4 separate regions of the Mus musculus genome follow, and all the other regions are linked to region 1. Evidence: chromatin loops called from intact Hi-C (ENCODE). Cell type or tissue: left cerebral cortex. All regions are shown on one strand. Each heading gives the region's core, and the rest is flanking DNA. Links, peaks and the distances in the headings are about the cores only. Region 1 holds the start of Chd6 (chromodomain helicase DNA binding protein 6). Region 2 overlaps Chd6 (chromodomain helicase DNA binding protein 6). Region 3 overlaps Chd6 (chromodomain helicase DNA binding protein 6). Region 4 has its middle 69 kb from the start of Chd6.

Region 1 (8,059 bases), core at 1,060-6,059:
ACAGCCAAATATCTTCCACCTCCTCCTTATAGAGTTATCATCAGAAAGTTCTGGAAGTGCAGGAAGTCTTTCTGAGGCTACTGTTTTGAGTTGTAACATTTTTTTTCTCTCCTGGGACACCATGGGTATGGATGTATTACTATATGGTACAGGCATTCTTATATTTCTTTTCTCACCTTTGTATTAGGCCTTCATAGCCTCATGGTATCAACTGACTCTTCTTGCAGCTGCAGTGGCAAGTGGCTCTGGGTGTGGGCCATCTGACTTCACACATGTGGCCCCTGATAGCGCTTTGGCTCATGGCCCTCCTTCCAGGGTCCCTGTTGACACCGCGTTTGGGAACACCACAGAAGCTTGCTTGGGATGTAGCCATGACTAACTGATGTGAATCCCTGCCCAATGAAAGAAGAGCTGGTGAGTCAACTTCCTTTCTTTCCCTACGACACAGGCAATGCCGAGACTCATGTTACATGGCTTCTTAGAGAATAATCTCAGAGCAGAAACTATCCACCACACTTAGAGCAGGCCAAACTAAAAGTCATTCTGAATTTGCTTTTCATCCCTACCTTACACTCACACCTCATTCCTGTAGCACAAAACCAACCTCTGCTTCTGGGCAGAACTCAGCAAAATGCAGCTTAGCTGCTGCCTCTTCCCAGAGTGCTGCCCTGTAGGGCCCTAGCTGCTTTCAAAGTGCTGAAGAGTCGGCTTCTCAATTCTGCAGACCTATTCTTTCATGGCTGGGCCTGCAGTATCTTGTCTTCTGAATGTAGCCTCAGGCACTTCCTTTGCTCCCACACATTCTATTCTATTTGGTTGTGAAGCCATCCTGGACTCCTATTGATTCCCTGTCTGACCACCCCACATTGTGTCTTTGTGTCTTATGCTATTGACTTGCCTCTGAGAATGGCAAGGCAAGGCAAGTCTACCTTTCCGTTCTGTCCAGCTCCTGCCCTTCCCCAACAATCTCTCTAGTCTCTATGCCTCTGCTTAATGGTGCTTCTTCCTCTGCCCAATTTTTATTTCCTCAGCCTCATCCCGGACAGAATAAATTCATAGATGTCAGCCCCCTTGAGTACTGTTGAAAGCTCTAGAACCCTTGATCCTGGTATTTGGGCTGACTGGGTCTGACTACCAGCTTTCTGGTCCATTAGTTGTTGCAGAAACTGGATAGGAAGGTAAGTAAGCTATCTCTTAAGAGGCCAGAGCAAGGACAGTTAGCTACCAGCTTGGCAGGATTGGCGATTCTTGGGATGTACTTCTCTCTGTCTTGTCTCCAGACTGCAAGCCTCCCTTTGAACCAGGATGCTGTCTGCCTTAATACTCTATCTTTGTATCTATAAAAACAATACCTACAGACATAGCTGATACTTAATAGCTAAGGAAAGATGGAAAGAGGAGAAAGTTTGGGCTGTGACACATTGTGGCCATCCTTGAAACAAATGGAAAAAGGTGGCAGGTGAGACAGCTATGTGATGTGCACTTTCAAACTAGACAAATTACTGGGGTAGTCCAAGAAATGAAGAAGTGCCTTAGCTAGGATTACTGTTACTGTGATGAAACACCATGATCAAAAGCAACTTGAGGAGGAAAGGGTTTTGTTTCTCACAGCCCCATGTAACACTTCTCACCAAAAGCAGAGAGGGCAGGAACTCACAAGGGGTAGGAATCAGAAGGCAGGGGCTGATAGAGAGGCCATGGACGGGTGCTGCTTACTAGCTTGCTCCTTATGACTTGGTCAGCTTGTTTTCTTATAGATCCCAGGACCACCAGCCTAGGAGTGGCACTGCCCACAATGGGCTGGGCCCTCCCCCATGAATCATTTAAAAATATGCCCTACTGGCTTACCTATAGTCTGATCAAGGCTCCCTCCTCTGATGACTCTAGTTTGTGTCAAGTTGGCATAAAACTAGCTAGTACAAGAAGCAGGACCCAGAAGAGAATTAGGGCCATTGGCTGAAAGACATAAGACAACCAGGACTTCTAAGAAGCTAAACATATTCTCTTAGGGAGTACAGGAAGGCTCTGTTAACATTGTGATTACCCTTGACACACTCATACCACCCTCATCCTAAACAATTCTGACAAACTGCTCTTGGAGTCATCAGACTCAGATCATTCCTGCTTTAATTAAGATAAAGTGAGCTTTTAAAGTCAGAGTCCAGCCAGTTTTGGACTTTTTTTTCTTCTTCTTTTATTTAAGTATTCACTGGGGAAACACTCCAGATGGGACAGGCAGGAGTGAAGAGGAAAAGTGATCACCAGGTCCCAGAGTAGGGAGGATGCTATGAGGAATATTTAGCTAGGCAGGATAGGCTCTAAATTCCTCCTTGCCCTAATTGTTCCTCCCCCATCTCTGGTCTGATGTCCTTCCTCCCGCCATCTGTTTTCTTTATGGCATTTATCACTACCTGCCTCTGTGTTCATTTATTTATTTTATTTATTGCTTTTCCTTTGCCTGTTCGGTGAGTGCAAGGGCTTTGTCCTATTGACCGCTACATCCTCCGTCTCAGATCAATGTCAGGTATTTAGTGGGCACTTAAAAATTAGCTGCTAAAAAACGAATTACGGAAGACAACAATTGGTTGAATCTCTGTCATATGCTAGGCCCTGTCCTTGAGGATGCTACAAGGATGGTAGTGGAGATAGGCCCGAAAATAAACACACCATGGTTCCACTCCTGATGTTACTGAAGCATATCCAATGCGCTGCAGGATCCTCAGGGCTGGAAAACTCCCGGGGTGTGCAGGGCCCTGGGAAGACGTTCCTAGTATGCTAGGGAGCCAGGCGGATCTGCAGTATAAGCAGCTGGAGACTGACGACCCGGCTCCTCGCTTCCCTCGGCCTCTCAGCATCTTCTTTTTCCTGTCCGTTGGGACCTTCACCTCTCCTCGAGTGCGCGTTGCAGGATCTGGGCGCCGGCGGGGCGCTCACGTCGTGGGACCCCAGTACATCTTCTCCCACCTCCGGAGAGCCAATCCCGGGTTTTCCAGCTTGCTTGCCCACTACCTGCGAGACCTCCACCTGCAGGTTGAGCCCCAGCCGCGGGCCAGCGCCCAGGTCCTCGCCCCCTGCTTGCAAAACAGAGCGCAGCACCCCGCCCCGCCCCCTCCGCCTGCGGGACCCCAGCCCCGCCCCGCCCCCGCGGCCCGGCCGCTTCATTCCGGGGGGGCGGGCCGGGAGCTGCGCTGTCTGCAAGGCGGGGAGATCTAGGCTGGGAGGCGGAGCGGCTCCGACATCGACCAATCACCGCTGCGATCACATCCATGCAAATACGAGCACAATGGAGCAAGCCCATCACTCGCTCCTGCAAGCAAGCTTGAAACGGGCTTCTGTCTGATCGGCAGCCCACACGACCAATGAACCTGTGTTTTGGGCAGGCGAAACCCAATAGCGCGGCAGGGAAGGCGGGCCCAAGCTGGGTTAGGGTGTCCTTGCAGGGTGTCTGAGCTAAACTTCACCAAATAATAGCTGTTTGTATTTTGGCTGCTGCAGGAGCCATTTTAGGTAAGTTCTTCTCTTAACTTTTTATTTTCCTGCCTGGCCCCGACAAGCTGGGCTTGCCCGCGGGGACCCTGTCTCCGCCCCGCTGGCCGGGATGGGGCTGCCCTATGAATGGAGCGGGGCTGAGGGGCCGCGGCGGCGCGAGGCCCGGCCGGGCAGGGGTCCGAGCGCGGCCGCGGGCGTTCGGCCAGGCCGAGGGCCCCGAGGCCTGAGGCGAGGGGTTTGGCGTCCGCCCCTCCCGGCTGCCGCGCGCTCTGGCCGCCCGCCCTCCGTCCTTGGGAGAGCGCCACTGCGGGGCCACGCGCCCAGGCTTGGGGTCCTGCTTCAGACCCCAAGCGCGGGCCTTTGCGGCGGGGCGGGGCCTGCCAAGGCTTCCCAGGGGACCCCGGCGGCCCACGGCGCGTGAGGGCCACCCCCGCGCCCGCCAGCCGCTACCGCCCCCGCGGAGAAGTTGCTCCGCTCCGCGTCCTGCGTCTGTTTGCAGGGGTGGAGGAGGGTGGGCCGGTGCCAGGCTGCTGCTCCGGGAGGGGGCGGGGGCCCCGGCGCGTCCCCGGGTCGCGCGCCCCTCCGGCCGGCTCCTCACGCACTAACGCGCACTCGCCCCCGAAAATTTGAGCCCTCAAGACTCCAAGCCACCAAGCTACCCCGCTGCCAAGTTTGGTGCGTTATTAGATTGCATGTTAGAGCTTGCAAAGAAATTAGAGAGAGGGAATATGAAAAAAAAAAAAAGAAAAAAATCTGTTTCCTTCAGGGTATTTATTTCTCTTCTCTGTTGAGAAGTAACGGAGGAATGTCCTTCCTAAAATTTCCAGGGACCATGCCTGTCAGATGTGGAGAGGGGTTGGCAGCTCCTTGGGTTTTAAAACGAGGTTATTAGGAAATCCCCGCACTAGTGAGATAATTGAAATGTGAGTTTGTTTGCAGCTTCAGTTTTATTTGATCCAATTAAAAATGCATAAGCATGCACTTTATATTTGTGTACATAGAGTATTCCTAGTTTCAGTTATGACTAATATGACTGTGGTTTCACGAGTGTGGGATCTAATAAGGCAGTATAATTCAATTTTGAGCTCGTAGGCCCGTGTTCTCCAAATTAGGCTTTATAGACCATTAGTAATCTGGCCAAGGTTTCTAGAGAGTCTCTGGCATCTCTGAGCATCTTTCTCCGGGGCTTGTTTGTGCCTTTTTTGCCACCCCTCAAGAAACTGTTCATTTCTGCTGTAACAGATCCATGAACAGAGAAAATAGATATTTTAAATATTGACAGTTTTCAAGAGTGTCTGAAATATTTTGCCTAGGATTTGATTATTTCCCAAATGGTATATAAGAATACCATGCCAGTAGGCCCTCATATTGGCATACTCCATGGGGATCTGCTTATGGTGCTTTTGGAAAAGTCTGGACAGACACCATGCTTTCTTTCAGAGCTCTGAGTGCTTGACTTATTGTAAGGGAGTGAGCGGGTCTGTCTCATTCACTGTGGGTAGCACAGTAGTTTAGTTGGAAGCCAAGTTGGAAGATCAGGTTGGCAGCCTCTGAGAGAGTTTTTTGTGAACTTTGTGGTTCTCTGGCAACAGAAGGATTTGAGATGTGTGTATGATAAAATGATTAGGCATGAGTTGTCATGTAGCCTGGTTTATGCCAACCAGAGCAGGTGGTTTCACATAAGGGGTGTATCCATCCCTTTAACCAAGGGCCTGGGAAAATGTGAAGCGGTGTGACTTAATTTGGAGTTCCTTCTGTCCCAAGATTTCATAGATGGATTATTAATGTTTTGTATTTAAACTAACCCAAAGACTAGGAAGATGGCCTGTGTGGTAAAGTGTTTGCCATGTTAGCATTAAGACTCAAGTTTGTATCTCTAGCATCCACATTAAAAAATCAGGCATTATGGCTAACTCCTGTCATCTCTGGGGCTTGTGGGCCAGCCAGCCAACCTAGCTGAATTGGCAAACTCTAGAGTGAGAGACCTTGTCTCAAAAAATGTGGTAGTAAGATTGAGGAAGAAACATTTGACATTTGGCCTCCATGTGCACAGGCGCACTTACCCAAGCACACACAAAAAGCTAACCTGTACATATCCCTACCCTCACTCTGTTGTTTGGGAATCTCTGCTTATAGTAAGTAGTTTGAAGTGGTTTTTTTTTTGTGTGTGTATGTAGTCTGTCTTGGTGAAATGACATTGGTTTTGTGGTCTCCGATGTTGCAGTTTCTCTGGAGTCACGATCTTTATTTTTTGTTTTCTTTTCTTTTCCCCCCTTTCTACCACAACTTTCAAGTATCTTTATAATTATTTTTATAGTGGTGTAATAGGAGGCCCCTGACTCTTCTCAGTATATGACTTCAGGCTAGAAGTTGAAAAACCAGTTAGAAGTGGAGTGAGAGAACCAGAGTTAGGCCTTCCATTTCAGGAAGATCTGCAGGAGATTTCTTTGTATTTATCAGTATACTTTCCTTGTAACTGTCTCAAATAGCAAAGAATATTTAGCAGGGCTGTATCTCTTTAGGAACCACATTAAATTTGTGATTTTTTTTTTCCAGCTGAATATCGCAGAAGGTTAATCAGAAACAGTATGTCCTGAGACCACTATATTTTGAAGATTCTTTGGTTTAAATTTAAAAAATATTTTTGGTTTTCTGGAAGCATGGCTTAATCCCAACCGAGTTTGTGATCATTTTCTCTTGTGTTAAAACCATGGAGCGGGGTCCTGTCCTGTCATTGCATGTGCCCTCCAACTTATGTGGGAAGTCTGTTGGGAAAGACCAGTGGGTCTACATGTGCCCTTTGAATAGGTTATTGGATTCAGTCTCTCCCTGCAGAAATACCTTTGCTACAGGACAGAGATGGTATCCACATCCAATGAAGAAACTGCTTTCTTTAGTCCCTTTTCCCCAGTGGTTGTACTGCTTATTGCAAAGCCTGCAATAGTTTGGTTCTTAATAAATACTTATGTTTCTTCTACTTCCATCCCTCATAAAAGCTGTGATTTAGTTTGAGTAAAAAGCTACAGTGGATTTCCTGGGGTTGCCTGCATTTTCCTATACCAGATTATTATACTGCGGACTCCAAAATACATAAAGTAATAGTTAGGGTTTGGTGTCTGTTCCTTAAGGAATATTTTATTTGCAGTGGAATGTGAGACACTTGAGACAAGCAGCAGAGAACCAGCACTGATTGGAGAGATACCCGGTGTGCATCTAGCACTCAGCTAAGGACAGGGGCCATGGGTGTAAATGCCTTTGCTTTCTAACCATTTCATGAAGCTGGGCAGCAGCTCACTGGGATGAAGTATCATGTTCAAGGCCACCAACTCTGGGTAGAATTTGAACCCAGATCCAAAGTAATTCCTTTGGATCCAAAGATGACTTCAGAAGCTTGAGTGTACCGTCTTGTTTTAGTCGTATGGTGCGAGGTCAACAACCATGCCTTTCTAAGTCTGCATCAGGCTTGCTTTTCCATTTCAAGAATCTATCACCGAAAGGGGGACATACAGCGAGGGCACGGCTTGCCCGCCTTCCCCGCCCGAGGTGCACTTCGGAGTTCAGAAGAGTCTAGTGCACAGCAGTCATGGCATGCAGAGGGAGAATGGAGTCACTTCCCCTGCCAGAATGTTCTTTTCTTTTGTTTGTGTTGTGGAGGCGTTGATACTCTCATGAGAAATTCTGCTACTTCCATAAAAGTCCTGAAGGTAGTAAAATAGAGTTATTTTAAAATGTCCATTGCTGTTCCCATCCTGAACTAAATGGTTTGGATAAAATCCAGAGACAAATGCTTTGCAGTACCTCTTGTTTGTTGGTTTCTATAGCTTGTGGTAGAGTTTGTGTGCCCTCAGTGCTCTTTATGTCCTTTACCATTCTTACTCTACTCTGGGACCTTTAGAATATATAAGACACATATGACATGACTTAAACTCCTTTTTGGAAGTTTTTTTTTTTTTTTTAACTTTGAACGTTTTTCCCCTCTGTAATCATGAATGACTTAATTAAAAAATATTTTATGGCCGGGCAGTGGTGGCGCACGCCTTTAACCCCAGCACTTGGGAGGCAGAGGCAGGCGGATTTCTGAGTTCGAGGCCAACCTGGTCTACAAAGTGAGTTCCAGGACAGCCAGGGCTATACAGAGAAACCCTGTCTCAAAAAACCACAAAAAAAAAAAAATTATGTGTATGAATGTGTACTCTGTGAGTACTCAGGGGTTACAGAGAATTTCAGGCCATCTTTGTGCCCTTTGGGAATCGAGTCCAGGTCCTCTCCAAGAGTAACAAGTACTCTTACCCACTGAGCAATCTCTCAAGCTCTCATGTGTTTTACAAGGCAAAAGCCATGATTGTTCATGGTGTGGTTATCCTTTATTTTAGAATTTAGGACAGTCTTTGGAAATGTCAGGAGAATTAGGAAATAGAATATTAGAATCTTTTCAGGGTGCATTTCCAAATGTAAATGAGAGTGATGAGTATGCACTTGAGTTTTCTAACTGTCTGAAGGGATATTTTCTTTTTTGCATGTGTTCTATAAGGTTCTTATAGGGAGTAGTTTTATAGATCCATCCATGTAG
Region 2 (8,059 bases), core at 960-5,959, 64 kb after region 1:
ATTTTTTGTCTTGCATATTGACTCTGTAGCAGGCCCTCTCAGTGGCTAGCTTTGGTTTTGGTATAAGTATGGTTTGCTTGTCTCCTCAGTGAAAGTTAAAAGCCTGAGATCAGGGCCACCATCTCTTTATGTCCTTTATTCCCTTGGGGCTGATCACCAAGAAATTTGTAAGACACAAGCACAGTATTCTACATACTGAATTTAATCATATTCAAGAACACTTCTCCATCAAAATAAGATTTATATAGGATACCTATGAACTCGTTAATATTTGGTGGTGTTTCTGCTTTATAATTAAAGATAGTTCTGAAATAAAGAGATAGGTCAGAGGTTAAAAGCTCATACTCTATACTTTCAGGGGATGCTGGGTCCGTTCCTAGCATCCATGTCAGACAGTTCACAGCTGCTTGTAAGTCAGGCTCCAGGGGATATGGAGCCTCTTCTTTCATCCTTGGGCACTTGTGCTCAAATGCACAGACCATACACATAATTTAAAAAATAAAATGTTTAAGAAATAATAATAAAAGATAAGTGAGTTGTCCAGGACAACAGACTGATGCACCTCATTCTCAGATCTTCAGGTTTCCATGACTAAGGTCAAAAAGGAAAGTAGAAGATCCCTTATCAAAAAAATTTGTAGGAATTAGCCCCTTTTCCACAGACCTTGCATACTCAGTGGTCTTCTTTGACGGAATAAAATGATTCCAACTCTTTTTTTTTAATGATTTCATTTGCTTTGAGAGGCAGAAAGCAACAATTGAGTGTGTCCTGGAGCTAAATAGTGACTGCAGTATCTACCAACCTTTTTAAAGGTTGATATTAATAGTGATTTATATTTAGAGCTTTCAGGATAAGAATCCAAAACTCCAGAGTAGGGAAAGCTGTCTTTAAACAATATTTTCCTCCTTTCTCCAGATTGTTTTGAGTGTTTTGTTGACCCCCTTAAGGATATAAAGCCTAAGCAAGACAAATCCCTCCAAGAAGTTGTTTGGCTTTGTCATTGACTCTGAACTTAAAATTTCATTTACTATAACTTGCTTATATTATTATTATTAATAATAATATTATTATTATTGTACTTTTATCCCAAGGAGGATTAAGATTACTTTTGTAAGGAAACATAACAGGTATGTGTGTACAATTTTACACACAGTGCTATACATATGTAAACACATATGAAAAAAGCTGTTGGATCCTGTGGAATCATGAAATTGATGAGAGATCTCCAGTTCCTTGGGGGAAGCCAGATTTTAGCAATTGAGAAAGGTTTCTTTAGAGAACAGTTCATGGTATAATAGGTGCTGCTGTTCTTAATGGCAGCTTTTGCATCTTACATTTATCTTCATGTGCCTGTGAACTTTCTTTTTCCTAAGAGACTTCCTCTTGAAGATGTCTGCTTCTTTCTGTAAAGCACAACTTGTCCAGTGTTCTAGTTTTCTGGGATTCCTACTCAATACAAAGGAAGTGAGTACCTGAAGACTTTGTGTGTAGCTCTTTAGATTGTCTGCTCCTGAACAAGAGACCAGGCTTTAAGACTCAGTGTCTTAGTTGGGGTTTTACTGCTGTGAACAAACACCATGACCAAGGCAACTCTTATAAGGACAACATTTAACTGGGGCTGGCTTACAGGTTCAGAGGTTCAGTCCATTATCTTCAACGTGTGAACATGGCAGCATCCAGGCAGGCATGGTGCAGGAGGAGCTGAGAGTTCTACATCTTTATCTGAAGGCTGCTAGTGGAAGACTGGCTTCTAGGCAGCTAGAACTAAGGTATTAAACCCACGCCCATAGTGACACACCTACTTCAACAAGGCCACACCACTTAATAGTGCCACTTCCTGGCCCCCATAGGCTTGTTCAAATACATGAGTCTATGGGGACCATACCTAAACATTCCATAATGCAAAATACATTTTAGTCCAACTTAGTCCCCCATAGTCTATAGCAGTCTCAACAAAGTTAAAAGTCCAAATTTCAAAGTCTCTTCTGAGATTTCCATTAAGCACCATTTAAAGCATTCAACTGCTTTCCAAATCCAAAGTTGCAAAATTCACATTCTTCCAAACAAAAGCATGGTCAGGCCTATCACAGCAATACCCCAGTCCCAGTACCAACTTCTGTCTTAGTTTGGGTTTTACTGCTGTGAACAGACACCATGACCAAGGCAACTCTTATAAGGACAACATTTAATTGGGGCTGGCTTACAGGTTCAGAGGTTTAGTCCATTTTCATCAAGGTGGGAACATGGCAGCATCCAGGCAGGCATGGTGCAGGAGGAGCTGAGAGTTCTACATCTTCATCTGAAGGCTGCTAGTAGAATACTGGCTTCCAGGCAGCTAGGATGAGGGTATTAAGGTCACACTACTTAATAGTGCCACTTCCTGGCCCAAGTATAGAAACCATCACACCAAGTTAGAGGTTACTAGTAGAAACTTGGATATGAATCTGTTGTTGGTTAAGGCAAGAGCCTAGCTTTGAAATTTTGCATGTCAGAATGACTCATTTCTCTCTCTCTCTCTCTCTCTCTCTCTCTCTCTCTCTCTCTCTCTCTCTCTCTCTCTGTGTGTGTGTGTGTGTGTGTGTGTGCATGTTGTATATGTCCTTGAGTGTCCCAAGTACACATACCTGTGCACACATACGTGGAGACTAGAGTGGAATGACAAATGTCTTCCTTTATCATTCCCTGCCGTGTTGACTTGAGGTGGAGGTTATCTCACTGAACTCTATCTGGCCTTTTAGGCCCCCTTTCTCTGTCCCCAAATGCTGGAGTTAAAGGTATGCACAGCCATGCCTGCCTTTCTCTGTGAGTTCTGGGGCTTCAAAGCCAGATCATCATGCTTGCAAAGTGTGTGTTCTCACCTCCGAGTGTCTCTCTTTATCCTTGAAAAGCAAGAAATTAATCAGTGTGCTGGCCCACGGAGAGGACTGTCCACCTTTTTCTCCTGCTCTCAGATTTTGCTGTGTCTAGGGAAAGCTGGGATAGCGTCTTAAGAAAAGGAATTCTCTGACTACATTCCAGAGATCATTTCTTAAGAGGAGCCCTAAGAAAATTGTAGTCCTAAAAGTGTAGCAGATTCTTTAACTATCCTTTGAAAATTGTACTCCCAAATGAAATTTCATCATGGTGGGCTGTGGGGATCAGGCATACATTTATGTATTTAACATTAGCTAAGTATAAAAAGCTAAAAAAGAGGAGGTGTTGTGGTTGTTTTGCTTAGCCCCCATTCTCTGCTTCAGCCTTTCTCCCAATTTGTTTTGCTTTGTCAACCTAGAGCAGATTTTTGTAAGCTTAGTAACACTTTAAAAGTTTTGCCTTCTCATCTGTGTTGGTTTCTCCTAGAAAGCGTGGAACCCCAGGACTGTAACAATACAGACTTTGGAGATAGCTTAAATACCACTGCACCAACTGTCGTGTGACATATGAATAAGGAACTCTCAGAAAGCAGTTTATGAAAATTTAAAGCATCAGCATCTGAATCTAGGCATTATGGTTATGCCTGTAACTCTAGGCCTTGGAGGCTGAGGCAGGAGGATTGCCAGGCTAGCCCGAGTTACATAGTAAAACATGGCACTTTTTAACAGTTCCCAAATTAAAAATTCAACAACAACAAAATACATTGAGTACCGAGAGGCTAAGTTATATGAAGATCTGAATTTAGTGATTTCCTTATCAAGATTTCAGGAGCTATTGCTTAAACAGTCAAGCGTGACTGACTGGTGAAAGGTCTGAGTTGGGTTGTTGTCGGAAGCAGGATGCAGTGCATAGAACTGCCTTCGCTGTACAAGAGAAACCCTTCTGTAAACTAAGTTTTCTATTTTTAGTTGCTTTTAATTGTTAAAACACTGCATCTTCATCTTAGACGTTTGTGATTCTGTTCAGTTTTGATTATATTATTTCCAACTTATGCTGGTCTTTGTTTCATTGGTGCAGATTTAACAGTTAAAGCCTCCAAGACAGCACAGATCTGGCTCGATTTTGTCTACAGCAGATTGCATCTGTACCCAAAACAAGTGCCTTTTAACCAGTGTCCTTATTTTCTGTGCCAAATCTGTTCTCTATTTATAGATGGAATTAAATGTGGGTACTATGAAAGTTGAATGAAATGTGCAAATGAGCCATTTCAGGGTAGTGTCTGTATTTTGGCAGCATACTTGTGGGAGTATCAAAGCCTGGGGGGATGCTGGGTTGAGATTCTTAGGAGCTGTTTCTACAGTGGAATAATGGTCCCGTGCTGGAGTCCGTAACTTCTGCTTGTCAATGGATGCTGTGACCAGGGTCAGGAGCTGTCCTTGGTTTAATGATTGTAGCTCATTCTTGCCCGCTAAGGCAACAGTTTTCACTGCACCATCACTGCCTGGACGGTTTTAATATTTTAAATGGGATGAGGAACTACTTGAAATAATGTGCTTTGATAGATATACTCTTCAGTACCTCAAATGGATGGCACAGAGTAGTAAGACCTGTAATTGTGGTGCTGTGATGTTAGACATGTAATTGTGTGACACTGTGATATAAGATCTGTAATCGTGTGGCCCTGTGATGTAAGACTTGTAATTGTGTGGCACTGTGATATAAGAACTTTATTGTATGGCACTGTGATGTAAGACCTGTATCGTGTGGCACTGTGACACATCATGTACCCGTTCATCACCAGAGCAGCACTAACTCTAACATGTGCTTCTCAAAAACACCTGGGAGCCCAGGTGGGGTTAGGGGAGCAGTTTAAGAAATCCCGTCTATCCAGTATTTAATATTGTGGTTGTGCCTATTTGGAAAGCCATCTAATAAAAACTACAGGAAGTAAAGATTCCCAAAAATCTTAGTTCATGAAGCCATGTAGAACACTAGAGAGATAGGTTTAGACTTTGATATAATTTGTATGTTGGTAACTCCTTGTATATTATAAATGCATAGTGGGTGTGTTCTTACAGTAGATACATGTTTTATTATAGAATCAAGTTTCATTTTGTTGCTAAAATAGGTTATTTTCACACACACACACACACACAAACTTATGCCTTCCTTTTTCCTTCCCTGTCCTACAAGTTAGTTTTTTCTAGGTAGAAGCTAAAAAAGGTAGGATTATAGAAGTAAGATTGCTTTGCTCAGTCTCCAGTGCTGTTAAACAGGGAGTGTTAGAACTTTGTATTATTCAGAACTCTTGGTTACAAGCAATGCAGACCCTATTTAAATTATCTTAAGTTTAAAACTGATAATTGTGGATATTCTGGCTTTCAGAATCAAAATGAAAGCTTTAATTGAGAGTTCCAAGGATTTTTGTCTCCAATTACTCTCTACACATCCCTGGTTAGACTCATGACTTAATGATGTAGATAAAAAGACATTAACGTTCCTACCCACTCCTCTCCAAAATAATTTTTAAGATTTATTTTATTGTGTACGTGGGAGTTGGGGTATTGGTGCAGGTGCCCACTGTCCCAAATTATTTCTTTTTCAAGGAAAAACTCCCAAGTTATCCTAGCTGTCATCTCCAGACCAGTCAGTTAAGAAAGGAATAGAATATCATAGCCCAGCCTTGGCTGTGTTTCTTTGTAATGTTTTTCAGAATTCTATATATGCCTTTACTCAAGTAAACTTTCCCCAACTACAAAAAAAATCTTTTAAACATTTATTAATAAGAGCATTTTGTCTGTACTTGTCTGTGCACCACGTGTATGCAGTGCCTTTAGAGGCCAGCAGAGGGCGTCAGCTCCCCCGGAACTGGAGTTACAGATAGTTGTGAGTCTCCACATGGGTGCTGGAAACCAAGCCTGGCTCCTCAATAAGAGCCCTTAGTGCTCTTAACTGCTGAGCCATCTCTCCAGCCTCTGCAAATAATCCATCCATTAATGTAGCTATCTTATCCATTCCTTAAAATTCTTAAGACTTAAGTATTAATTGAGTGCTTGCTGTATGTATAAAGGATAAGATTAATCAGGAGTACAGAAACTAATCAGATTATCTGGGAAGGACAAGAGAGATACATGAGTTCTAAGTTTGGTATCATACTTAAAAACACTGGCTTTGGCGAAATAGCAGAGTTTCAGTACTTAAAGTATTTCAAGGTGTTTGTCAAATGTAAAGAATTTATCATATAGACAGGTCAGGGTCTTGGTGGGTTTTTGCAGCATATACTGCCCACCTCCAGTGAATCTTGTATATACTGCCCTGGGCTGTGGCTATAGGGGACGTCACCATGCTCACAAAGGCAAGGGCAGTGTTTGTCTTGAGTTCCTACTACTCACTCTGGGCCTTTTATATAAAACATGCTCAGAAGACGAGGATGACAGATTGCAGTGCTCGAGCTTCCCATGTTCCTTAGAGGGGTGCTGTAATTTGGTGATTCTTAATGTCAGTGAAGTAATCAAACTTCCTAGTTATGACTTTGGCTTAAATTCAAAGTGAGATTTTAGAGAAATTCCTATTTTTTCCCTGTAACATTAATCATAGCCATGGCAGTCATTGTGGGGAATGAATAAAGTGGATTCTGCCTCAATCCGTGCAGGTATTTCTTTTCATGTTTCTTCACATTTCTGGCACAAGTCCACATTGGTCCTGGAATTCCAGGGTATGATTTCATAGCCTAAACAATGAGTTTTCAAAACTGCCCAACAGTTTTAATTCTGAATGTCTTGTAGCAGGGAGCAAGGACCAACCCCAGTGGAGAGAAAGAAGAAAGGAAAAAGGAAAAACGAAACCACCGTGGAGAGTTTAGAGCTGGACCACAGTCTTCCAAACCCATCTCTGCAGAGCCCTGAGGAGCCCAGTGAGTCTGCAGACAGCCAGGTACAGCTGTGGCTGGGGACCTGCTGGACGTTATAGACTGGTCTAGTCTGGACGTTCATCAAGTACTGCTCTGTCTGCTTACTGACTGAGCACACAGGCCATACACAGGCCTTTTCCAGTCTGATAATACATTAATAATACATTGATAATATATTAATAAGCTCCCAGAACTTAGTGTATTTGCTCTCTCTTAAAGTAGGGTATTTCATATAGTCTTCAGAGGCAGTTGATGTGAAGAAAGAACTTGTTATTCAGGCTATTGTAAGGTTCAGAGACCTGTTTTACCATGTAGTGCTCTAAGTGCTAGGCCAGGGTATACAAGACATCCTCATACAAAAATTTTATATAGACATACATATATATATGCACGCATGTGTGTGTATATATATATGTATGTGTGTGTATATAAATATGTGTGTGTGTGTGTGTGTGTATGTATGTATACATACACATTCACACACACACACACACACACACACACACACACACACACACACACACACCAGAATAAGGGAAGTTTCCAAACAGAAACAGAAAGTGGCAATCTAACTTAGTTCCTAACAATATGTGATTTTTCTTTCTAAGTTGAGGTATCTTCTCTAGGACATTTGAAAGTGCTATTTCCTCTGATGTCCACAGCAGGTATCTGAACTGGGGCACCATTCAGAATCAGACCACGCTGGTAGGTCCCCTTGAGTTTCTCGTTGATGTTTGCTCTAGGCAGGCGTTGGCTTAATAACATCAGTCTTCATACATCAGCATTTGTCTACTGTCATAGCAAAAGCCACCACATAGCCTGTAAGCTAGAATTGGTGGCTGTCAGATGACTGTGCTGGCAGGAAAGCGAGTATATTGAGCTGACAGCATTTGGCAGAGTTAATGGTTTGTAGAATGATTTCTAAGTGGAAATGAGGAAGAGTTTTTTGTTTTGTTTGTTTTTTAAGAATCCCTCAAATGGGACTGGAGAGATGGCTCAACGGTTCAGAGCACTGGCTGTGCTTCCAGAGGTCCTGAGTTTCCAACAGCCACATGGTGGCTCACTGGTGCCCTCTTCTAGCGTGCAGGTGCACATGCAGATAGAACACTCACATACATAAGACAAGTAAATCTTAAAAAAGAAGACAAGCCCTTCAAATGGCATTAGACATTGCAGAGGCGAGGTGGTGAGGGAGTGAGTGATAGCAGCACACAGATGCTACAGAGAATCTTTTAGAAGAAAAAGCAACTGAGGTTTTGTTTACCTTGTTTGGCCTGTAGTATTTAAAGTTTGAGT
Region 3 (8,059 bases), core at 2,196-7,195, 55 kb after region 1:
TAATAAAAATTTAGCAATAAATAATCATGCTTCTTATTAACCAGAAAGGGCATAATAGGTGGCATGCCAGTAACAAAGGCTTTAAACGTTGACTTTGTGTTGCCAAAGGAAATCTTGGAAAAAAAAAAAAAACTGTGAAAAGGAATCTCTTAGAGTCTTTTTAACTATGTTGATGAAAATAACTAAACTGCCTCTAAGAAGTGTGTAGAGTTTAATGACTAAGATTACCAAACAGTAGTAGGCAGGCAAAAATTAGCTAGCAAAACAAGGTGTAAGTTGTAATTACAAGAGCCCAGCTTTTTAGAGTTGAAAATAACTTAAGGGGACACAGCCTTACCTCACTGAAAACAGACCTATGCTGATTCTTTTTTTAATCTCCTTGTTTGATACTAAGAGGTATAAAATATGACAGACATGAAATTTGATATACAAATAGTAAGTACTTTAGTAATCTAGATCAATTAATCCAGTTTAAAAATGTAATACTACCGGGCAGTGGTGGCGCGTGCCTTTAATCCCAGCACTTGGGAGGCAGAGGCAGGCGGATTTCTGAGTTCGAGGCCAGCCTGGTTTACAGAGTGAGCTCTAGGACATCTAGGACTACACAGAGAAACCCTGTCTCAAAAAAAAAAAAAAAAAAAAAAAAAAAAAAAAAAAAACCTAAAAAAAAAAAAAAGTAATACTAAAACTTGGAGCTATAATCGGGAAATAATATAGACTTGGTGACTTTGGGAGAGCTTTGCTTCCGTGAACAAATACTTAGCAGACATAGCTGACATTTTCCATCCTTGAGAAAATACAAAGGTGATGATCAGGAAGAGCAATTAGGAATCGCAGACCTTGAGACCCTTAAACCATGTTTTCTTCCTTGAATGAATGTGGACATGACTTATTCAGTAAACAAATATTGCTGAGTTTTCCACATTTCTGCAAGAAGTATGTAAGTTCTACTTCAGGCCAGATGCTGCAGTGACTTAAATGGTCTTCTAAAGAAGTGTGTAGTCTGCTTACAGAAGGGTTAGGGTAGAGAATGGCACATGACGCAGGAGAGCAGGACTTTACAATGTGGGTGGCAGGGTAGTGGTCTGGTATTGAATAGAGACACAGGTGATAGTCAGCCCCACCAAAGAACTTAAGAGCTCAGCCAAGTTGTGTCAAAGAACTCCACATGGAAGCATAGGCAAGTTCTGGAAGGACCTAGGAGTAAGGGACAAAAGGGAGGCCTGGAGTGGAGTGCTCAGTTTTTGTGCTGGCAAAGGGTGAACTAGAATAAGTATAGTGGATTTAGCTTGCTGCCATGTTCCTAGCACAGTGTGTCCTCTCAGAGAGGAAGGCGAGCTCAGGTCTTTAGGAAGGCATTGACCACCAGAACAGATTGCTGGATCATAGATAGCCCTTGGTTGAAAATAGTGAGTGAGGAAGACTAACAAGTTGATAGCGTGAGCGAGTGAACAATTGATGGTGAGACTTGGCAGCAGCATCTGACAGAGCAGGGTTGGTGCCACAGACCTTCAGTTAGTTTGCATTTCAGTTTAGCAGTTTAAAGCATTGTCTTCATGAGCCAAAAGGATTTCAAATGGACTTTCTCCAACTCCTTCCTCCAAGCATCACATTCTCTCTTTGCGTTTTAATATACTTTACAGGACACTCCCTACCCCACGCATGCCCAATGCAATCATTCTATTGGTTTTGTATCTGAACTATGCACTTGAGCCCAGAGTAAAGGCCTGAATAGTAAAAGGAGGCTGACTCGTTGCCTGTGAGTTTCATGAGTGGAGCAGGGCACTCGAGCCCCAGGGTGAAGACTTCTGAGCCTCTTGAGAGGGAGGGGAAATGTTGATGGATTCACTGACAAGAACGGACCAAGTTGGCCCTCTTCAGTTCCCGGTCTCTCCTCGTCCCTTGGCTTAGCTTCTGTGTTCTTGCTTCTCTTTGTTCCTTCTTGCTGCCCTGGACTGTTTTTCTTCCATTTCTTCTTCACTCCAGTACCTCTGCTTCCACAATCCTCCATCCCATTATGGGACATCAGTGTCCTAGGGAAAGGTCATCAGCTTCCTCTTCAGTATGCATACACCCATACATTGTGTGTACATTTTTCTTTTAACCTAGGCTTTTGCCTGTGATAATGGACTAAATGAACTTTTCTTAATTTGAGAACCATTGCCTTGGACTGTAATCTTTTCATTTGTTTTTAAACCTTTTTAATTAAGATGAATGTAGTTCATTTAACTGTTTTTGAGGAGTATTATGGGTTAATGAGCTTAAATCAAAGGAACACCACTTGGTTTATGTTCTTTTAACAGCCCCTTTCTGTTTCTGTTTGTACCTTGTTCCTAGGCTTTTGCCCCTATTTAAGTTGGTAATATGAAGCAAATTATTGTTGGTCCCTTGTGGTCTACCATCTCTAGAGTTGTTCCTGTTAGAGCCATTTCAGAGTGGAGACACTGACATAGGAGTTTGTTCTCAGACTTTTTGTCTCTCCTGTCTCAGAAGTACATAAAAGAAATGTTTTTGTGTCAATTTTTTTTCCTGCTCAGGAATCTTTTCCAAGTTCCTAACATAAAAAATACTTCCATAAACCGGGCGTGGTGGCGCACACCTTTAATCCCAACACTGGGAGGCAGAGGCAGGCAGATTTCTGAGTTGGAGGCCAGCCTGGTCTACAAAGTGAGTTCCAGGACAGCCAGGGCTACACAGAGAAACCCTGTCTCAAAAAACAAAAACAAAAAATGCTTCCTTGTCTTAACAACCCCAACATTTAAATTAAAAATTATTTTACTAATACTTGCCACTTCCCCTTTCAACATCAAATAATTGTGCTCTTCCCCCTTTGGAAAGCACCAGCCCTGTCGCTTGAGGAGCTTAGCCTTGGCAAGTTGTTTTATCTCTCATCTGTAAAATTAGGGTGTGTAGGGGTGGGTTGGGGGGGGGGGTTGTTCCTGAATAATTATCTATGATTCCTGGTAGTGAAACTTTGCAGGTAGGTGTATATTTAGCTTAGTAAAGACGACCTGACCTTTCCCAAAGCAGTGTATATACTCATATTTAATAAAGCAGTGTATATACTCATATTTAATAAAGCAGTGTATATACTCATATTTAATATGTTTAATCAAGTCTCACCTGGCTGGGCTGGTGACCTAATAACCTCTTATGGCTCCCTGGGAAGTCATGAAAATACACATCAGTGTTTGTCAGATTTCACATCCACAGTCCTCCACTTACTAGCTGTATGGTCAGGGCACATTCCTTACAATCTCCACTTCCACTTCTCCCTCTATAGACTGGGCACCTTCACACTGACCTTGTTAGATGGTTGTAGAGGTTAGAGGTCAGGCCCTGTGCCTTATGTCATCCTAGTATTTCTGTTAAGACCTTGTGCCCTGGACATTAGCAGCTGCTGTAGATATTTTCTCTGGATTTGATTCTCTCTGCTACTGCCTACCTCCATCTTTGAAAAGTTTTCTGCGTGAGTAAAGAGACCCCGTCATGGCAGCCTCACTCTGACCTAGAACAAGCTATCTTGGTGGGATTTAGTCTTTTAGGCCTTGAAAGCCTCTTTAATAAGCAAATTACTTCTCAATTTCTTCCACTTAAAAAATATTTTTTATTTTCACACATAATGATTTTTGATCAAAGTCTTCTCCATTATTCTCTTATCCCTTCCCCATCCCATCAAATTTTCTTCTAAAGTCCTCCTCCTATGTTCACTATGTTTTTATTTTCTTCTTTTAGGTTAGGATTGCCCGAATGAGTACAGACAGGAATTTATTTACTTGAACAAAGGCAACGCACTAGTGACTGTACCACTTAAGACTCCCCTTCCCTCCAGCAATCAGTAACTGTTTTCCTACAGCTCCTGGGGTAGGGGTAGGGCTTATTCAGGCAGGTAGCTAACACTGCTGTGAATTCATGGGTGCAGCAACTGTGTCATGTCCAGAAGATTGTTGTTTTGTGTTATTCTTCTCCATCCTTCAACTCTTAAATTGTTCCTACTCCCTTTTCTGAGCTCTTTCCCAAGCCCCACAGGAGGTGATATAGATGTTCTGTTAGGGTTGAATACTTAACAATCCTAGTTTACCCATTGTTGCACACTAAGAAAACTTGATCTCTAAGGTCCAGGTGTCTAGGGCATGGACTTCATTAATACTCCCAGGACAAGCACATGGCATAATTCCTTCCTTTCTGAAAGCACTGAGTGTTGTAAGAGCAGCTGTTGCCCACAGGATTTAGGTTAGTTTATTAGCAGAACTTCACTTACTGTAAAGATCCAAAAGAAAAACCTTTCCTTTCTTTGGTGTTTTCCCCCAGTAATCTCAAGTGCTATGCTGTGAGCCTCAGACTGAGAAAGGGCACCAGAAAAAGCAGACAGGGTGACATGAGGCCGAATTTACAATGTTTTTTTCCCAGCGTGGGCCAGGAAGTGTGGGTACAGCTTGGGGAACCAGCACACTGGAGGGAAGCCACACCACCTGGGCAAGTATTTGTGGTTTATAACTTGCCAGGCCTTTTAATAGGAGAGCAAGCACTCACAAATGGTGCTGTTTCTAAACTATGACCAGAATGCAGTTTTACCATCTTCCTGGAAAGCTGGCTCTCCTGGGCTCCCCTGGGCCATTCTCTGTTCTAGATTAAGGAATGAATGTGTCCCTGGAGCTAGCACCCACATTATTATCCAACCATTGCCAACTTATCTTGCTTATGAAATGGCAGGTACTTTTTGGCTTACCAGACTGAAAGTATGAGATGAAACGTCTACCTCTAAAGAATTGTTTCCTTAGAATTGTTCACTGAGAGACTGCTTATATTTGATTGTACTCAGAAATGGCTTTGAAGTTCCCTTTCTGGTGCTACCTCAGCTCCTGTGACACGCTTCTGGCATCTGTCACAGGAAAGTTTCCTTCTATTTGGGTAGTTTGATTTTTGCAAGTGGCCAGAGGTATTTGGGACTGAGTCAAGTAGCATTCAATAGCATGCTGAACAGGCCTAGTTTTACTTATTGTCAAAAGCAAACTACCAACACTGACAAGTCAGTGCCCAGGATCCGTACTCCCACAAGTTGTGCTCTGACCTGATTTTTATATACTAATTATGTATTAAAATAAGAATTTGTGTGTGTGATCTGTTTGTGTAGGTGTGCATGCCATGGTGAGTGTGCAGAGGTTGCAGGGCAATTGGTTTTCACCTTTTATAAAGTCTTTTCACCTTTACAAGTATTCTGGGGATTGAACATGGATCCTAAATTGAACAGGAACATCTTTGCCTGTAATAAGCCATCTTACCGGCTCATGGGCTAACTTGTGACATATTATCAGCACCATGATCCTGCGGCATAAGGCCACAGATGGCTGTGTCCTGCTTGCTACTGTATCCCAAGGCCTAGTGTACTGGAACTAACACTTAGTAGCAACTCAGATACTCACTTCTTACTGACTAAATCTATGTCTTCAAACCTAATCGCACACTTTGTGTGGAGCAGTGAGAGAGTAATGTGCTTGCTTTCTCTTTCACAGTTGTCCAAGTTAAGAGCTTTGAATCACTCCCCAATGTCGGATGCCTCTGTTAACTTTGACTACAAATCTCCGTCACCATTCGATTGCAGTCCTGATCAGGGAGAGAACATTGAAGAAGCTGCCAATCATTGTCTGCCCCATAAGAACCTCTATACTACTGAAGAGGAAGCTGACACCCTTTTTTCTAGGAAATTGACATCCCATAATGGGATGGAGGATAGTGGAGGCAGAGGTACTGGAGTAAAGAAGAAACGGAAGAAAAAGGAGCCAGGGGAGCAAGAGGGGACAAAGGGAAGCAAGGACAGAGAGCCTAAGCCAAAGAGGAAGCGAGAACCTAAAGAGCCAAAAGAACCCAGAAGGGCCAAGGAGCCGAAGAGAGCCAAGGAGCCCAAGGAGACAAAGCAGAAAGACGGTGTCAAGAAGCCCCGGAAGCACCGGGAGGCCTCCGGTACCAAGGAAGGTAAAGAGAAGAGAAGCTGCACTGATTATGGATCCAGGACAAAGTCCAAGAAGGCCAGGTGTGTGCTTTCCTCCTTGCCCTTGCCTTCATGGGGCTGTTTGCCTTTGCCATTAACCCAACCCCTAGGCCTGACTTGACTATACCTGTGCTGGCCCAAGCTGTATACCTTATTTACATAACTTCTGGCATTGATGGCAGGTGGTATTATCTAATTTCTAATTATTTTCTAATTCTGATTTCCAAAATCACACTTCAAAAACACTTTGCTTTTAGGAAATTCCAAGAATTGCTAACCTTCTTCAGATTCCAGTGGTCCTTTTTAGTCTATGTTCCTAATATTTAGCATTCTTCATATGGTGTGTTTGTGTTCTTTATGTCCTGTTAGCAGTCAACCAAAAATGAACCCTATTTTACTTCCTGGCCATGTAATTTCTTTGTATTCAGTTTGTATTTAAAAGAATTTAAGCCAGGCAGTAGTGACACATGTCTTTAGTCCCAGCACTTGGGAAGCTGATCTGTTGAGTTTGAAGCCAGCCTGGTTACAGAGTGAGTTACATGACAGTCATGGCTACACATAGAAACCCTGTCTCCAAAAAAACAAATGAAATAAACTACAGCAACAACAGAGTTTAAATGTTAACTTGTCTAAAGTGTATTGCATAGGACACCCTGGATCAGAAAGCAAGGACACGTAGACAGCAGTGGCACAGAAGCAGAGGACACAGCCCCAGGAGTCAGTGGTACGAGCAGACAGAACTCTACACACGAGTTTCCTCCCAGGCTCTACACTGTATTGCAAGGCCATTTCTGATCTAATTTTCTAGTTCAGTGTCTGGCACAGTCCATAACTCTTCATAGCTGCTGAAGCAGTGCTGAATAAATGAGGCCAGAGAAGACCATATGACTTGTGTAGGTCAGAGGCCTAGGCATAGACTCACCATATAGTGCATAGCAGGAGAGAACGTGCAGCAGCCGCACTCCTCACACAGGAGTTAATATTTGCTGTCTGTATACAGTTACTTCTGCATAGCGTTGTATTTAGACTTTCTGAAAAAAATTAAAAAAGAATGTATATGCCTTAACTCAAAGAACTCAAGTTTCTGAAGTGTGAATATAGAGGCAAGGTGTCTGTCTCTCTTTCCTGTCAGACCATGAAGTCTTAGGGGTTGATGTGAATGCTGAGAACACGCATAATGAGGCTGTCACTTATCTGTCTGTCTCGGGTCAGAACACGGAGGTATGTTTTAGAAAGGATTTTAAGTGCAACTTCAAGTTTGCTTTGTGACTGGTTTCCTCTTCGGAAGGACAGTTTGTCAGGACCCGACGGGTAATTCTTAATCTAAGCTTAAATATTGTATTATATATATAATATTCACTCCCCCCGGGATTTCATTTTTATCTATCCAAGAGCTGACAGAGTAGCTATAAAATACTGTCCACCTTAGAAGGGCAGGTAAAATCGGTATCCAGACTAATGAAAATCTTAGAGGCTTTAGTTCTCATTTAACATTGGAAGGATACTCTGATCGCCAATACATAGTTAGGATGGTATGGTAATTTTTGCTTCTGCCAATCATTTCCCTTGTATGTTGTTTTGGGGAGCTTACTTTTTTTTTTTTTTTTTTTAAAGGTAAAGGAATGTTTGAAGAAGGAAAGTCAGATTAGTAGAGTTACTTATTTTAGTCTTAACAGAAAACCACAGTGACTTGCGAGTGTTTGAGAATTGGGGTGACTTGGAAAACTGTCCTCTGACTTGGAGGACACAGAGTACTTACCTAAATTCACCCATATTCTGGTGGGCTCTTATATTGACATTTTTATGACTGCTCCTTAAAGTTCATATTGACATTATATAAGATATCAAACAAGTTAATAATATGTAAACATAAATTATAAATTCTATTTTAGGAAAATAGGGAGTTGTTTCACGAAACAAAATTGAATATCAACTGTTGTATCAAAATCAAGATTCTGATTAATGAAGACCTTACAGCATTAAATGAAAAGAGTGTGGTTTTGATGTAATTAAACTGAATAAATGAGTGGGTTGGAGATGTTCTTGTCCTTTTGCAGGCTGTTAACATGG
Region 4 (8,059 bases), core at 1,676-6,675, 69 kb before region 1:
GATGAAGTCCTCTTCCTTTAATCCCAGCAACTCCGCAGACGCAAGACCAAGGGCAATTAGGGCAGAATCAGAGGCAAAAACATAACTGGGAGAAGCGGTTGGAAACAGAGTCCAGTGACCACCCCACTCCCTTCCCCTCCTTCTATGAGGAAACGTCAGCACTGTCGAGCCCTGCTATGGCAATCTGATGCAAGCAGGCTCAGCCAATATGATAAATAAGGTGGCTGTTTTCTTCAGAGGATGGCACATCACAACAGTTGTTTAACGCGATTTGTTTGTGGGGGCATGACCAGCTAAATGGTAACTATGATTAATATTTTATTTTAAATTATTTAAATAATTTAAAATGTCTTTAAAATTTTTTTAAAACGTTAATAACTACTTCATGTACTGAAGTCTAATGTCTTCATTTTACTCTCAAGAAAATAGGAATTTATAAGCAATGAGCGCCTTGCTCAAGGTCATCCAACCTGCCAGTCAGGTCCAGGCTGACTCCTGAGCCAATCCTCCTCCCACAGCTGCCCCTAATCATCAGTAGCAGGTGTTCATTTGGGCTTTCATTTTACACACAAAATTTCAAAATCAATCATATCATCCCATAAAACAGCAAAGAGTTACTCACTGGCTCCACCGCTGTCCCTTCACACGCAATCCCAACATGTCAAAATTGAAGAGCCGGTTACGGAGCCCCGGTTTCATGAAGCTTCACTGACTGGCTGAGACTCATCAGTTCAAAGTGTGCAGGAGAGACTCTAGAGGCCAACTGTAGTAAATGGGAGGGCCTCAGCCTATGAGACAGAAAAGATCAATTCATTCATCTGCCGGGTTAACCCAGCAATTGCTCTGGGCCAGGGTCCAGGTAGGATAGTAGAGACGCAGTCACAAATGTGCACTGGCCATCTCCTGAGCCACATACATTCCGTTCCGTGTGTGTGTGTGTGTGTGTGTGTGTGTGTGTGTGTTCTTCCACCCAGCTTAAACTATAGCTGACCATACTTTGGACCTAGGATGGGCAGGGGAGGGGGTGGGGGTGGCTTTTGAAGACCTAGCCAACAAGTCTGATTTCTCTGGTTAAATGTCTTAGAAACACGTGGAGGTCAGAAACTATTGAAGAGTTAGAGATGCTGTCTTACGTAGGGCTTTCAGATCTTCCCATGCCATAGAGCACGGAGACAGAACTTGTCAGTCATCTCAGAGGTTCATGAAACAGCACTAGAATGTTCTTTCCAGGACGTGCCGCCTCTTAGGTTCTATCAGACATTCTGGGTGTTTCACATACGGACAGAAACAGAGACCGATTTGAGTCACTGAATTTCTTCTGAAAGTGACAGAGGTGCTACATGATTGTTCCAGGAGTGATGTCCAGGGACACAGCAAAGACTGACAGCATCTGAAATTCAGTCTTTAAACTTTCAGGTTTCTGTTCTGCCTAAAAAATGTCCAAATGAGAGCAAGAGGAACACAGGTAACATTGTAAGGTTTAACCCTTGTCCGGATAGACCTAGAGTCCTGTTCTATGTTCCCAATTACTATTTGGGTAGTCTTTGGGTACACAAGTAGATACTAGCTTTCTATCCAGCAAAAAGGAGCTAAGCCCTACAATTGTTAGATGAATTACATAAGACAGAAGATGAGACAGTATCTGACTCATGGTGAAAGTGACTCTTCTGTTTTCACCCTTTTGCTTTTCTTTTTGTTGTTGTTGTTTTTTTTTTTTAATGATTCATTTATTTGTTTTATATGATTACACTGTAGCTGTCTTCAGACACACCAGAAGAAGGCATCAGATCCCATTACGGATGGTTGTGAGCCACCATGTGCTTGCTGGATATTGAACTCAGGACCTCTGGAAGAGCAGTCAGTGTTCTTAACCACTGAGCTATCGCTCCAGCCTTCCTTTTGTTGTTTTGTGTTCATGAAAAATGGAGGCCAGGTCTTATCAAGATGCCTAAGCAATCTACCACTGAGCTACACCACTGAGGCCACCCCACCTCCTTGCTCTTTAAGATACCAATCTCTAACCTGCTGTGGACAGAAACCACAAGTCACCCTCTCATCAAGGGCCAGGTGAAAGATGTGGTTAACTATTCCACTCTTTCTCTCAATGGATTTTTGTTGCAAAAATTCCAACTGTCTAGCTTATATTCTGCATCTCACAGAGACAGAAAACACATCCCTGAAAGGAGACATCCGTTGCCTCCTCGTGGGAGAGATCAGTGTACAAACCAGTAATTATATAGTGGAAGGATGATAAGTCAATTGAGAACCTACAGGGAGAAGGGCACAGCGAGGTGATAGTTAAGCCAAGACATAACGACTGAATTGAAGTGTGAATAGCAAGCAGGAGAGGGGAGGGCTTGCCCATCAGTGATTTAAAAGGCACAAGCCAAGGAATCTAAAATAAAATATGTAAGGGTCAAAGAGTCTCTAAAGAAGCAGTAAAATCATTGTGTTCGACAATGTTTTGTTACAAAGTTTCACACAGACTTGAAACAATGTAAAAGAAAAAGATGAGGGGCTGGAGAGATGGCTCAGTGGTTAAGAGCACTGACTGCTCTTCCAGAGGTCCTGAGTTCAATTCCCAGCAACCACATGGTGGCTCACAACCATTTGTAATGGGATCCGATGCCCTCTTCTGGGGTGTCTGAAGACAGCTACAGTGTACTCATATGCATAAAATAAATAAATCTTAAAAAAAAAAAAGAAAGCTCCGGCTGCGGTCAGCTGACTCCATGCTTCCAGGCCTGGGGTGAAGCAGAGCATCATGGAGAAAGACATGAGGGAGCAGAGATGCTTGCCTCATAGTGTCTGAGGAGCAGAGAGAGGCCTAGGAAGAGTCAGAGGTGAGATATAACTCCCAAGAACTTGCCCCTGAGGACCTGTCTCAAATCAGACTCACCCGCCAGTTTCAACCACGTCTCGGTAATGTTGTATTCTTAATCAAGGGATTAAACCACTGGTTAGTCAGAGCTCTGGGGATGTAGCTCCTTCCTTAAATTCTATTAACTGAGAAATAAGCCTTTAACAGACGAGCCCTCTGGGGATACTCCACACTGAAACTGTAACCGTCATGGTGAGTGTTGAGAATGTCTCTGTCTAGTTTAGAAGAGGCAATAGGTTGTTTGCTTCTTCATCGCTCTAACAAAATACCTGACAAAAGGTGACTTAAGGAAGAAGGAAAGGTTGGTTTGGGCTCACAGTTTGAGGGTACAGTCCATGGTGGCAGGGAAGGTTCAAGATGAAGAGTGTGAGTTGCATCTGCCGTCAAGAAGCAAAGATGAATGCTGGTGTTCACCTCATGTTCCCTCTCTACGTGGCTCAGGACCACAGTCACCTCCATGGTGCAGCCCACATTAAGGCTGGATCTTTATACCTCAGTTACACCAATCTAGGAACTCCCTCACAGGCACATCTGAAGGCATTAACCATCAACAGGCAAGGATGGAGAGACGGAGGCCAGCTTCTGCTTATTCTAGTCTTAGCCTACTCACTGCTCCAGTCTCAATGGATTCCTGTGAGTCACAGCAAACCATCAAACTCTTTGCTGGCTCAGGTTGCACTTGTGTTCCTTCTGCCTGGACTACTCCTTTGTTGGCTACTTAAGAATTTCCATTCTCAGCCCAGTGTGCTGGTACACACCTTTAATCCCAGCACTGGGAGGCAGAGGCAATTGGATCTCTGTGAGTTCAAGGTCAGCCTAATCAACAGAGTGAGTTCCAGGATAGCCAAGGCTACACAGAGAAACCCTGCCATTAAAATATTTTTTATAAAATAAGATAAAAATAAAAACCTCCCATTCTCTCAGCCTTCAAGTTTCAGATCAAGTAATTTCCCTCTCTGATCTCAACCTAATGCATGTCTTCCACTATTCTCTCCTAAAGCATCCTACTTCTTTCTTATCATATTTAATTTTTCTTATTTATATTATGTGGTGTCTGCCTTCTCCATTAGACTGTAAATTCCATGTAGATGAGGTCATTCAGCGTTGTCCCAGGCACCGCCACAATACCTGACAGCATGGTTACATTTTCAATAAGTACTTAATAAATGAGCCAGTACAGCTAGGAAAATCAAGGCTCAAAATAACAATGTGCCAGCCAACACAATGAGAAAAGATAGCTCCTTGGGCAGGTATGAGGCCAGATTAGTTCAGAGAGTGCGGAGTTCTAACTGTACTTCTGTCTAGCTTGGGCAGGCCAATAACTCTTTATTCATCCCTCAGAAAACTGAGAACCACACGGCTGCAGCTTGGCAGAATGGAGGTTTTCCAAGCCTGGGGGGCTGGGGACAACACCCAAGGGATACCTATCTGAAAGACAAGCCACCTCTCCAATACAGCGGGAGTTACTGCCTACTGCAATTCTTTACTTTAAAATGACTTCTCCCCATCTCATGTGCACAGCGCTTCCCAAGAACAGCAAGTGTTGCGGGCGTAACTTAGGGCCATTATTTGCTCATTTTACACAGTTTTTCTATTTCTTAGTAAGTCTCTCTAAAAGGTGATTACTAGAAACCCAAGCCTGGGGACGCTCAAGATTAATGGATAGAAGGAAAACCCCTGCTCTGGGACATCCTGTCTCTACCCGCAGATGTTCTTCCACAGCGCCTTCTGGCGGAAGGGAGGAACCAGCGTGGACAACCACCAATCTTTTGCAGTGATTCTTGCCTCTGCCTGCTGCAGCAAAAAGACCAGGGCGCAACAGAACTACAAGCCAACGTTAGTTACTACATTTCCCAGGGGGCCTCGAGGCAAATTGGTTCTGAGCAAAGGCTCCAGCTTGTTTCCCCTGCTTAAAAGTGAGATGTTTTAATAAAAAACAGTTTACTCTTCTTCACAGTCTATCATGCTCCTAAAGGCTCTGAGGAAACCACGCACTGCTCGCCTCTAGAGGAACTAAAAGCCGCAAGCTCTTCTGGGAAATGTAGTTTTCAAAACGATTTCTAGGAATCCGGGGAATGCGCTTTTAAAAACAGAGGTGGGTTAGGTTGAATCACATGATCTCCGCCGTCTGCTGTTACCTGACTGTGAGTGTAAGTAGATCCTGGGCTCAGAGCAAGTGGCATCCACCAGTGCCTAGACTGGACTTCTAGATCGGCCTCCTCAGCTCCTCGGCCATTCCGCATTTGCATAGTCTCTCTAGTCCCGACTCTCCATAATTTACAGACTCTATAGGACCTCCTCGTGCTGTTTTAACAGCTGCTGCCTATGTAGCAGCTATGGAGACGCTCTAATTGCTTTATAACGTTAGTGAAGAAGCCATTAATGGTCTACCAGATCGCCTTGTCTTCGGGAACTTTTCCACTACCTGTTCTCACTTTACCATTTAGTCTTACCCATGACTGTGTGTGACTGACTTCACAAAAGTGAAAGGCCTAAATCCATTACATTTATCAGTTTCCTCTTGGATTTTGCCCCTTAGTCTGCCTAGATCTTAGGAATCCGTGCATACCTCAATACCTTTTTGGAACGCCAAACACCTAGTAGTACAATAACCTGACTTGAGTAGGCTAGGTTTTCCTCGTGCAGAAAGTGCAGTACCTAATCTAACATGTTGATAACACTGAAACCAATGTCCCAGAGTACAGTGGGCAGGTAAATAAGTTATAAATCAGTAATTAAAACTGAGGGGGAAATTAAGTAAAGGATAAGTCACAGAAGAAGAAATGAAGTGACCATTTTATCACCAGGAAAATGTAAACCAGGACACAATAAGATACTGTGCTAAACCAACCAGGTTGGAGAGATTTTTAAAAACCTTACTTCATGCATCTGTTGGTGGTCACTGTGATGGAAGGAAGGTAAATGTGAACGGAGAGAGCGGCTGCTGAGAACCATAGTAACACAGGCTGTGGAAACCCTGTCTTTGCTGACTTCCATCACATCTTACACTTCACATTTGTCCTCTAAAGGCACGGGAAGGAAAGACAGAACAAAGTAAAACTAGACTGGAAACTGGGTGAGATGAGAAAAAATATTAAAGTTTAAAAGAAACACAACATACATAGAGAAACAAGAAACGGAGAGAAAAGCAGCCGACTCCCGAATGATACATTGAAACAGATGAGTTTGGGGGATGGGGAGGAGGGGTGAGGCCTCTTCCAAAGCGTGATGATAGAGAATGGTTGTTTCTGATGAAAAGCCAAGCATGAGCAATGGTTTTTTTCCCCCCAGATTTTTATAAAATTAAAGGATTTTAGCCCCCCTCCCCAAATTCCCTTGATTAGTGGCAGGTGTATCAATACGTAATCCAACTTCAAATTTTAATGTTTAAAAAGAAGTTTCTTTTCTTCCTTGAGCCTAAAAAGACATCCCAACTGATAGTCTCAAGCATATTAGAATCCCCGACTGCACCACCTCTGTAGTGCCTGACTCCCAAGCAGACTGGGCCACCGCAGTCATACAGGCTATAAAGCAATGATGGTGACTACACAGCCTGAAACTTCTCAGGAAGTATGCTGCCAAGCACTGGAGACAAGATTAGCTTCCTTTTGTTCATACGATGATGATGTTTTATTAATGTGTAACTCGCATTCCCCTGAAGCATGAAGCCTGCTTATCATACAAAGAGAAAATATTTAAAGACTCTCAAATGTCTTTAAGCATTTCTATATCACTTTCCTACATCATGTGATATTTTATATAATTAAGAAAGCAGAATAAAGTGGTGAGTTAGTAGTTAATCACAAGAGGCGTTGCTCTGAATGCATTCTAATTTATTGCCCCTCTACATGTAGCTGTACCATCTGATTCTAAATTTAAAGGCAAGTTGTTCAAGAACAGGAAATTACAACTACATTTACACAGGTCTCTGGGGGAAACGCATGCAGAGAATAGCCAGATCTTTATATATACAAGGCAATATCCGGAACAAACCAGAACAATTTTGGAATCCCACACAAAATTAATATTTTAGTAGTTGAGCTCAACATTCCCAAAGAATAAGGAAATCTATACATCATAGAAAAGTAAATCACATAGACATCAATTTTGAATAAAATAGAATAATGGACTTGTGGTGGTTTGAATAATAATAGCCCCCATAGGTCCATAAGGCAGCATTAGGAGGTGTGGCCTTATTTAAATAGGTACAGCTTTATTGGAGGAGGTGTGGCCTTGTTGAAGGAAGTGTGTCACTGTGGAGACATGCTTTCATATGCTCAAGTTGGGCCCAAAATATAGGACTCTCAGCTCCTTCTCCAGCACTAAGACTGCCTGCATGCTGCTATCCTTCTCTCCATGATGACGAAGGACTAAAACTGTAAGCAAGCCCCCATTAAATATTTTCCTGTATAAGAGTTGCCATGATCATGGTGTCTCTTCACCAATAAAACCTGAAGACAGCACCTCAAGCTATTTGTACACAATCAGTTGATTTTTTTTTAAGTTGTATCAATTCATTACATACAAACATTTTTGAAAACCAAAATAAATATTTCTAGAAAAATATTATATATATAGCCCCACGTTTAAATTAGTAGACCCAACCTAAATTTAAAAATCACTCTAGAATTGGAGTGCAAGTTCCAAAACACTCAGGCTCAATTTTATATTTAGTTCATGGCAGTCCAATTCATCAACCCACACTTGTCTGAGCACCATATTTTGAATAGTACAAAAATAAAGCATCTAAAAACGGAATTTTCAAAGGAGTAGGGTACATTTTACTCCTTTGCTCAAACTTTATATTTGCTTTATAGTATTGACTTTTCCTTGAGTAGTTATAATGTTTAGTTTAAAAGGTCAACTGTGAGTGTAATGATATATAGATATATAGATATCTCCTATACTCTATTTTCCAGTTCCTCTTTCCTCTTTCCTTCACTTCCACATTCCTGAACAGTAAGAATACAAGATGTAGCCAGGCATATGACACTCTCTTTCAATCCCAGCACTTAAGCAGAGGCAGGCAGGTCTCTGAGTACAACCTGTTCTACAGAGTGAGTTCCAGACAACCAGAACTACACAAAGAAACCCTGTCTCAAAAAAGATAAATAAATCAATAAAGTTAAAAAGAACCCAGGCCAGGCGTGGTGGAGCACGCCTTTAATCCCAGCACTC

Evidence for each region. Peaks named below come from ENCODE experiments on the same cell type or tissue, not always from the same donor. Only the 100,000 strongest peaks of a DNase experiment are listed, where the experiment ranks them.
Region 2: it touches region 1 in a loop (2.3-fold over the local background); 5 of 42 quality-filtered maps call a loop at or near these places.
Region 3: a loop joins it to region 1, with 2.3 times the contacts of the local background. A loop is called at or near these places in 5 of 42 quality-filtered maps.
Region 4: a loop joins it to region 1, with 2.5 times the contacts of the local background. A loop is called at or near these places in 10 of 42 quality-filtered maps.

Annotation. Positions count from the first base shown.
Region 1 is chr2:161,104,437-161,112,495 of GRCm38, reverse strand. Chd6 (chromodomain helicase DNA binding protein 6) reads left to right here and starts at 3,410. Exons shown (of 37, transcript NM_173368.3): 1 at 3,410-3,507. In left cerebral cortex, for the core only: a CTCF peak has its summit at 3,061 (motif pointing left); DNase peaks (open chromatin) are centred at 3,322, 4,003, 4,552, 5,052 and 2 more places; H3K4me3 peaks cover 2,762 bases; H3K27ac peaks cover 2,302 bases.
Region 2 is chr2:161,040,712-161,048,770 of GRCm38, reverse strand. Chd6 (chromodomain helicase DNA binding protein 6) reads left to right here. Exons shown (of 37, transcript NM_173368.3): 4 at 6,639-6,786. Among named protein-coding and RNA genes, the nearest start is that of Chd6, 64 kb to the left of the region's middle. In left cerebral cortex, for the core only: a CTCF peak has its summit at 5,692 (motif pointing right); DNase peaks (open chromatin) are centred at 3,399 and 4,075.
Region 3 is chr2:161,050,360-161,058,418 of GRCm38, reverse strand. Chd6 (chromodomain helicase DNA binding protein 6) reads left to right here. Exons shown (of 37, transcript NM_173368.3): 3 at 5,514-6,031. Among named protein-coding and RNA genes, the nearest start is that of Chd6, 55 kb to the left of the region's middle. In left cerebral cortex, for the core only: no CTCF peak of the experiment used is centred there; a DNase peak (open chromatin) is centred at 4,437.
Region 4 is chr2:161,174,520-161,182,578 of GRCm38, reverse strand. No RefSeq gene overlaps it. Among named protein-coding and RNA genes, the nearest start is that of Chd6, 69 kb to the right of the region's middle. In left cerebral cortex, for the core only: a CTCF peak has its summit at 4,611; DNase peaks (open chromatin) are centred at 4,692 and 4,912; H3K4me3 peaks cover 1,116 bases; H3K27ac peaks cover 947 bases.